3 separate regions of the Homo sapiens genome follow, and regions 1 and 2 are each linked to region 3. Evidence: chromatin loops called from intact Hi-C (ENCODE). Cell type or tissue: endothelial cell of umbilical vein. All regions are shown on one strand. Region 1 overlaps RFX4 (regulatory factor X4). Region 2 holds the start of LOC100505978 (a long non-coding RNA gene). Region 3 has its middle 35 kb from the start of TMEM263-DT.

What was found. Hi-C counts contacts between places; a loop is a spot of excess contacts. Peaks named below come from ENCODE experiments on the same cell type or tissue, not always from the same donor. Only the 100,000 strongest peaks of a DNase experiment are listed, where the experiment ranks them.
Region 1: a loop joins it to region 3, with 2.5 times the contacts of the local background. A loop is called at or near these places in 3 of 110 quality-filtered maps.
Region 2: it touches region 3 in a loop (12-fold over the local background); 14 of 110 quality-filtered maps call a loop at or near these places.

The regions. Positions count from the first base shown.
Region 1 is chr12:106,583,676-106,586,175 of GRCh38, forward strand. The region is part of intron 1 of RFX4 (regulatory factor X4); the gene reads left to right. The region is part of intron 1 of LOC100287944 (a long non-coding RNA gene); the gene reads right to left. Among named protein-coding and RNA genes, the nearest start is that of RFX4, 1.9 kb to the left of the region's middle. RefSeq lists enhancers at 1-363, 2,118-2,500. In endothelial cell of umbilical vein, no CTCF peak of the experiment used is centred here; no DNase peak of the experiment used is centred here; H3K27me3 peaks cover 2,224 bases.
Region 2 is chr12:106,682,557-106,685,056 of GRCh38, forward strand. All of the region lies in intron 5 of RFX4 (regulatory factor X4), which reads left to right. All of the region lies in intron 1 of LOC100287944 (a long non-coding RNA gene), which reads right to left. It overlaps LOC100505978 (a long non-coding RNA gene), which reads right to left and starts at 2,144. Exons shown (of 4, transcript NR_038912.1): 1 at 2,104-2,144; 2 at 946-1,188. In endothelial cell of umbilical vein, no CTCF peak of the experiment used is centred here; no DNase peak of the experiment used is centred here.
Region 3 is chr12:106,918,916-106,921,415 of GRCh38, forward strand. No RefSeq gene overlaps it. Among named protein-coding and RNA genes, the nearest start is that of TMEM263-DT, 35 kb to the right of the region's middle. In endothelial cell of umbilical vein, CTCF peaks have their summits at 55 and 1,194 (motif pointing left); DNase peaks (open chromatin) are centred at 46 and 1,186; H3K27me3 peaks cover 459 bases.

The DNA of each region.
Region 1 (2,500 bases), 340 kb before region 3:
TGCCACTTGCAGAAACTTTGCCAGCCGACCGCCCCCTCCCGGACCCAGGTCCTCCTAGGGTATGGGGGCCTCGGAATAGCGGTGCGCTCGGGGTCTGGCGGCCAGGGCCGGGAAGCCGAGCGGAACGCCCCGAGGCGGGGGAGGGTGACGGCTTCGCACTGCGCCTGGGAGGTGGGGACCGAGGCTCCGGCTGGTAGAGACGCGCAGCTGGAGGGAGTGGCGGCGGCGAACCCGGTGGTCCGGGGGAATCCGCAGAAACGGGAGGTGGGAGTCCTGGGCTGTGGGGTCGGGCTTTTAGCTTTTCTGCCAGGAAGGGGCACCCAACGCCGGGCTCCACTAGGGAGCTGTGACCTTGCTGGAGGGAGGGCAGGACGCAGACTGGCCCGCTAAACTCGGCGTTGGGGTCTGCAAACTGCTCTGCAGTTCAAGAGCTGCTGGGCGTCAGTTTTGGGGGTGCGGCGGTCCTTAACAACGAAAAAAGGAGGCCAAGGAATCTTTCACAACGAAAACACCCGGTATCTCGGTTCTTCCTCCAGTAGTTTTCGCCACCTCCCACTCCTAGCACCTTTGAAGAGCCGTCACACTTCTAGATCTGTTAACGCTCCCTAAGTCCCTTGCAGGTGGAAGTTCTCTTACAGTTCACCCCCTCCCCTAGGCTCATTCTTGCAACCCGGCTATTTTCATTTTGGCCCCCTGCAGCCTCAGAATTTCTTAGGGTGATGAGTTTGGGGAGAGGCAGAAATAGGGCAGTGGACTCAGCCTGGGCCGTGGCGAGGTTTGAGAGAATGCCTGCAAGCATAAGCTGCTGAGCATTGCAGCGCGGAGCAACAAGTGCCTTCCAGCCCCGGCCGTCCCCTGAGCATGCACGTCCTTTCCTTGAGCAAATAAACAAATGCCGCACGAATGTCTCCCCAACTCCACCCCTAGGCAGGCTGGATATGGAAGTGGGGTGGGGGCTGGGGTCATCGGGGCATTGCCCCAGAAGGTCTTTCCTCGGTCCCTGCAGAAATATTTAAGGCCTCTCCAGGTTTCCGCTGCAGCCCTGGTGGCCCGGACACCGGACTGCTCTTGCCAGGGGGATATTCTGTGTTTTAGGGTAGTTGTCGATCTCTGATTCCTAGAGTCAAGGCCCCGCCTGATTGCACTCCCCTGGCTGGGTGTGAGCCCCCAGGGAGTGGGGAAAGGCTAAGCCCCGAAGTTCTCCTTCCTATACTCGATGACAAACGAAGGCAAGGAGAAGCGTCGCCTGCCCTGCGTGCCTCTCCGGACACGGCAGGCCCCGCTGAGGTCTCTACTGGCGGTAAAGCGGGAGCCCAGAGAGAGAAAAGCGCCTTTTCCACCATTTTTTCATCTCAAGCGCTGCGCCCTCACCACCTCCTGAGAACCCTAACATTAAAAATGAATATCCTTAACAAACTTAAACGCATGTCTGCAGAGTTTGTGGCCAAGTATTTTCGAGCGGCCCACGCAGGGACATAGGGTCTCCCTACATCCCAAACCTGCAGTGGCCCTGCTGGGGGGCTTTTAGCTGCCTCCTCCACAGGGCCAGGCCCCTCGGTACTTCTGGGGAGGACTGTGGGGCTGTGGATTCGTGGCGTTTTCTGTTCTCGATGCAACTGGTGCTCGTGGGGGCACCGGGTCCTCTTCACCTCAACTGCAAACACTCCAGAGACGTTCTGAAATGAAATCCTTTCCCCATCCACTTCTCTCCCTTTTGTATATCCGAGACATCCCTAGGTCACCACCCTGAACGCAAAATCAAAAGTTTTGGTACACGACAGTGTGAAGAAATGACACTAGACGCACCAGGTGACATTTCACTCCGACTTGCAAAACCGACGACAAGGGAAGTGCGGCTCGGCGTGGTCCAGTCCAGAAGCCTTCCCTCACCTCCCTTCCAGAGAATTTAATCCAATTAGCCTTTCTTCTGAGTTTCCCTTGTTATGTAAAGGGTCTTTTCTCCTGGCTTGCAGAGACGCGCGCTCCATGGAGCAGTTCGATTCTGCTCCTTTTGTATAAGATCGCGCGCGATCAGAACCAGGAATATTGCTGTTATTATATCATTCCGAAAGGACTGGAACAACCGACTCACAGCAAGTGCTGGGGCGAAGTAGGAAACGTCCAGGATAAGAGAGGCCGGCGAGCGGGGCCACCGTCCCTTACTCTTAAAAGGAAAATCCCCGCGAAGTGCCTCGGGCCCGGGAGAACAGTTTTGCAGGGGCCAGGGCTCTAGTGGCCTGCTTTGGGGCCACTTCAGCATGACCTGCGGAAACGCGCCCCTTTGTTCCGCACACTGAGCCAGTAATATATTCCTCGGGTTTCCCCAAAATACTCAACAAGTGTGGAGCTAAGACAATGGCCCGGTCGGGGGAAGCTGGGCAGCCGGCGCGCGCCTCCTGGGCCCTAGGCGCTCTCGCTGCCGAGCCCGACAAAGCAAAGCCCCTCTCGGAGGCAAAGCCCCAGCTTGCCGCGCGCCGCGGTGCTCCGGCAGGAGGCAAAG
Region 2 (2,500 bases), 240 kb before region 3:
TATACTTTCTGTGTGTCACATATGTGGTGCTAGGTACTGGGAACACAGGAGCAAATCAGTTGCTGCCCTCATGGAGCATAGATTCCGGTGGGAAACAGACAAAACAGAGAATCAGATTGTGACAAAGTTGTAGCAGAGAGCAACAAAAGAGGAATGGCCAGGGAAGGTCTTTCAGAGGAGGTTACATTTAAGTAAAGACTAGGGGAGTGCAGAAGGCTGTGCAGACACTTGTCTGCTAGGTGTGAGTCAGTGGGAAGGGAATCTCTTCCTGTACTGCTCGACCTTCATTAAAATCTGCATTTATAGGACTTGCCTCTAAGGATGTTTCAAAAATTGTTGGACGATAATAGGTGTTCCATGAAGAAGAGCAGCAGGCCCTATAAGTTTGGTTAACACTAAGTTTAAACAGTTTCCTTTACTGCAAGACTTCTCAGAACCCTTATTATGCTAATGTACAAGGTGACTCCACTAGAGGGTGCCTTATTATGCAGCATTTCTAAGCATTTTGACCACGTTGAGCAGGTCAGCACATAGTGACCTATAAAACACTGTAACTTTTTAGAAAGGCAACCATATAGGACTTTTAAGACTTGTCTTGAAGGATGTGTCAAAAGCATGTCCAGTGCTCTCACCCTGGGCCAAACCCCTGTCCCTCACCAGCTCCTCTCATCCCTGGGCAGCACATTCCCATCCTCCAAGGGTGGGTTTGATTTTGGAGCCAAGGTAGGGAAAGAAAATGGATGATCGAACTGGGAAAAACCCTTTTTTGGTATTCTGAAAATAATGAGACTAATTTTTTTGGTGTAGCTCAGAAGCTTTTGAACCAGTCTCTAAAGGAATTTCCAGAAGACTGTTGAACAAAGGACCTCTTGGAATAAATTCCTAATAATTTTCCAAGATGACTATTCTGAAAAAAAAAAAAAAAAAAAAAAAAAAAAAACAAACCTCAGTTATAATTTTAAAATTCTGGTATTTGTTTAAAAGTAAGGTTTCAGCCTTGGTACGATTATAGATTACAAAAGCCAGGTTCTTCCTTGTTTGCTGGTAAACACATAGTAGGCAATTCAAAATGTTGGTCAAACAGAAGAGTGGATGGATAGAACGATATGGAATAAATGAAAATAAATTATTTTTCTCCAGCTCTTGGTCTTTGAGGAATCAGTGGCTCCGATAGCTTGTTGCTCATTTCTAAGAAGAGCAGAAATAGTAAAGACACACAGTAAAGAGAGAGCAGAAAGGTTTCCCATCCTGCATAAACAGAGAAAATTTCCTTCTGTCCACATGGGAGAGTCTGTTTTTGTTTTGTTTGTTTTTCTTTTTCTTTAACCTCGAGGTTGGCAAAATACCCTCTTTAAAAATTCTGTATAATCAATTTTATTGTATCCTCTTCCATAAGGATACTCCAAAGTTGGTCACACCTTCGACCAGTTGAAAGGCAGTAAGAAGCTCTTGTCTCCAACCTGCATCATGGCCTTATAGAGAAACTCCCTTGGCAAATTGACAATGACAGAAGAAATCTGGGGGGGTGGGCCAGGTGCAGTGGCTCACGCCTGTAATCCCAGCACTTTGGGAGGCTGAGGCCCGTAGATCACTTGAGGTCAGGAGTTCAAGATCAGCCTGGCCAACATGGTGAAACCCCATCTCTACAAAAAATACAAAAATTAGCCGGGCATGGTGGCACGTCCCTTTAGTCCCAGCTACTCAGGAGGCTGAGGCAGGAGAATTGCTTGAAGCTGAAAGGCAGAGGTTTCAGTGAGCCACGATTGCACCACTGCACTCCAGCCAGGGTGACAGAGCGAGACCTGTCTCAAAAAAAAGCACATTCTGCACATGTATCCCCTGCCTTTTTTTAGAAGAAATTAAAAAATAAATAAATAAATCTGGGGGTGGCTGGTGAGGAATGTGTTGTTGTGCCCTACAGAACTGAAATAGAAGAACTCAAGATCAGAGCAGTAGCTTCACTGTGGTTGTTGATTTTAGCTACGTGATCTCTGAATAGTCAAGAAGTGGTCTGGTCTGAACATATTAGATGATCTGGCTCTTAAGAAGTTATAAAGGTGAACTTTTTAAGGTTACGGTGGTGTGTCATAACTGTCATCCCACCTGAAGCCACCGGAACCATGCTCCTCCCCCACCCACAGAGTGAGTTCCAGGTGGGAAGGCAGTTATGACAGTTGAGAAGTAGTAGAAGACACGGAAGGCACAGAAGGCAGACTTCGCTCAGCACAAAGAATTTTCTGATAACCATACTGGCAAAATGAACTGGGCTGCCTTCGGAGGGTCTGAATTCTTCATCCCAGAAGGCATTCAGATAGATTCGAGATGCCCACTAAGCAGAAATATCACGGAATGGTATCAGGAGTAAAGGAGGGTTGGGGAGAGGGAAGGTTTTGACGTGCTCATCTCTTCCCTCCTCGCAAAAGCCCTTCCCATAATTCAAAATGCCTTCTCATCTGTATGATTTTGTGACTTTCATTGTATCTCCATGGGTAGAGAAAAG
Region 3 (2,500 bases):
GAGATTGAATGACTAGAGTCTAAAAACAGCATGTGCTGCTACTGCCATCTAGCAGTCCAACTAGGGCTGCATGGATTTAGCTTTCCTCAGGTATTTTGAAAGACATCAGGGGGCTATTATTCAAAACACAAAAACTTCATTGAATATGCAAAGATCCTACAGCCCCTAAGTGCTTTCTGAGTGGGAGAGAGTATACATATATAAACAAATCTTAGACATTTAAAAAGTTGTTCTGAGCCTGTAATGTTTGACTATTGTAATATTTGACTACTGCAGTCAAACATTATACCATCATTGCAATTCAGTGGTCTCAAGGGCCTTTGGTGATGTGCCCAGACTGCCCAGTACAGCAGATATTTGTTGGGTACCCACTATGCATGCAGAGGACTGTGCAGGTGTGTGTGTGGTAGAAAGAGACAGGAATTTGGTATCATGCAGTTCAGACACCCTAACTCTTTAAGGACAGAGAACTGTGACCTTTCGGAGGTGTATTCCCAATAAGCCATGCATCTCCAACAGCTAGCAGAGCACTGGCACACAACAGGAAGTTAATAAATGCATGTTTTCAATGAATGCAGGAAGGAAGGAAGGAAGAAATAATCTGGATTTGAATTCATGTCCCCTGTTTATGAAGGCATTTTCTTCTTCATTTCCTCATTGGCACAATAGCAATGACAACCCTTGCCCCTGATTGTGAGGATCCAGTGCTATGACAAGGGGCAATGCCTCTGTCAGCTGGAAAAAGCTTTAAAAAAGAGGTGGGGTGGGGGAATCTCCGTATTTTGAGGCTCATCAACCACCTACTGTGCATGACAATGAGATATATTCTTCACTCCCCAAATTGATATTTCCATAGAAAATGTTTTCTGCCATGTATTCTAAGTTTTCTTGATTAAAGTGTATATTGCAGAAATACTGCAAATTCAGGCCTGAAGTACACTCAGGGATTTTTCTCTCCACCTCTTCCCGCAACCCTGCCCTTTCCTAGCAGAAGAACAGGACCTGTTCTTTGTTTTTACCGCATCTCCAGGTTTCCATATATGTACACTGAAGGAGTTGAATTAAATTAACCCTAAGGTCTTTTCCCTTTTAAACTCTAAAGCTTCTTCCCTTTAAAAACAGGTTCTTATAGGGAAAATTGTACAATGACACCGTGGGCTCAACTGTTGTAAAGAAGCTGTGATATGCTGCCACCTGTTGGTGATGCATTGAATTATTTTAAATTCTAAGCAAAACTGAGGTTTAGCATTTATTAATAAATAGTATTCACTATGACCAAATGAATTTACATACATATTTACAGTAGAAATGTATCACAGTGCCAAGGGCAAGAAATGTTTTCCCCAAAGGCAAAAATAATAGTTGACATTTAAAGACCAGAGTCTTTCAGTACCAAGCCCTACGTGAATTCTCCCACTTAATCCTCACAGCCACCCAGTTCTTTGATTATCCCCACTTTACAGATGAGGAAACTGATAGTCAGTGAGGCAATGACTTCCCCCAGGTCACATGGGTGGTAAGTAGCAGAGACATAACCTGGTTCCTTAACAACGATGCACTTAGCATAGTGTATTCTGTAGTGTTTTCTTGCTTCTGATTTGAAAAGAAATTAACATCATTGTAGAAATTTCTTAAATTACAAAGAAAAAAATAAATTGAAATCCCACCACTAAAATAAAATCAATGTTAACATTCTGTGCATATCTATCCAGTATTTTAGTGCTTATGTCATGTATACATTTGTACTTTTAAATATGATTATAATTGTTGGTTAAAACAAGAGTTCCCTTTTTTTTGATTCATTCATTTCTCCATTCATTCATTTCTCCGATTAAATTTAACAAATGCTTAATTTGTACCAGGTGGAGATACAATGGATGGGATTTTTTTTTAAAGACATTATATAAGCTTGTCCAACCTGCCTTATTTTGTTGTTGTTGCTGTTCTGTTTTGTTTTGCTTTAGGCTTTTAGCAGCCTGAAACCATGGTTTTTTGTTTCTGTCTCTAGTGATAAGCAGAAAAGAGGCAAGAGGAAGGGGCTTTACTGGCCCAACCAGAAGCAAAAACTAAGAACCCATGACTGTATTCTGTCCCTTGGCACTCCTGGATGAGATAAATAAATGTTCTAAAGGAAAAATAGTTCCGGGAGAACAGGTAAGAAGGGAAGTTAGTTTGCACAGGGGGAACACAAGGCTTCCCTGAGGAGGTGATGCTTGGAAAGATTTGGATGGTTCAGGTACCCCTTTCCCCCACCTCACAACTAACTTTCCAAGCAATTCTTTGCTTCAAGGAGGGAAAGGCCTGCCCTCTTCATTCTCTTTCCAGTGCTCAGGTAGGCACAGAGACAGATCAGTTAGCCCTTGCCTAAGCAGATGAAAGAGTGGGAGTAAGACGTTATTCTTCTCGTATTGTGGGCACTCCAATACTTACCAGTGATTCTTTGGGGACCTTCTCTCTCTTGGCCTAAGGGAGAGGAAAACTTCTCACCCCAAACACTGCA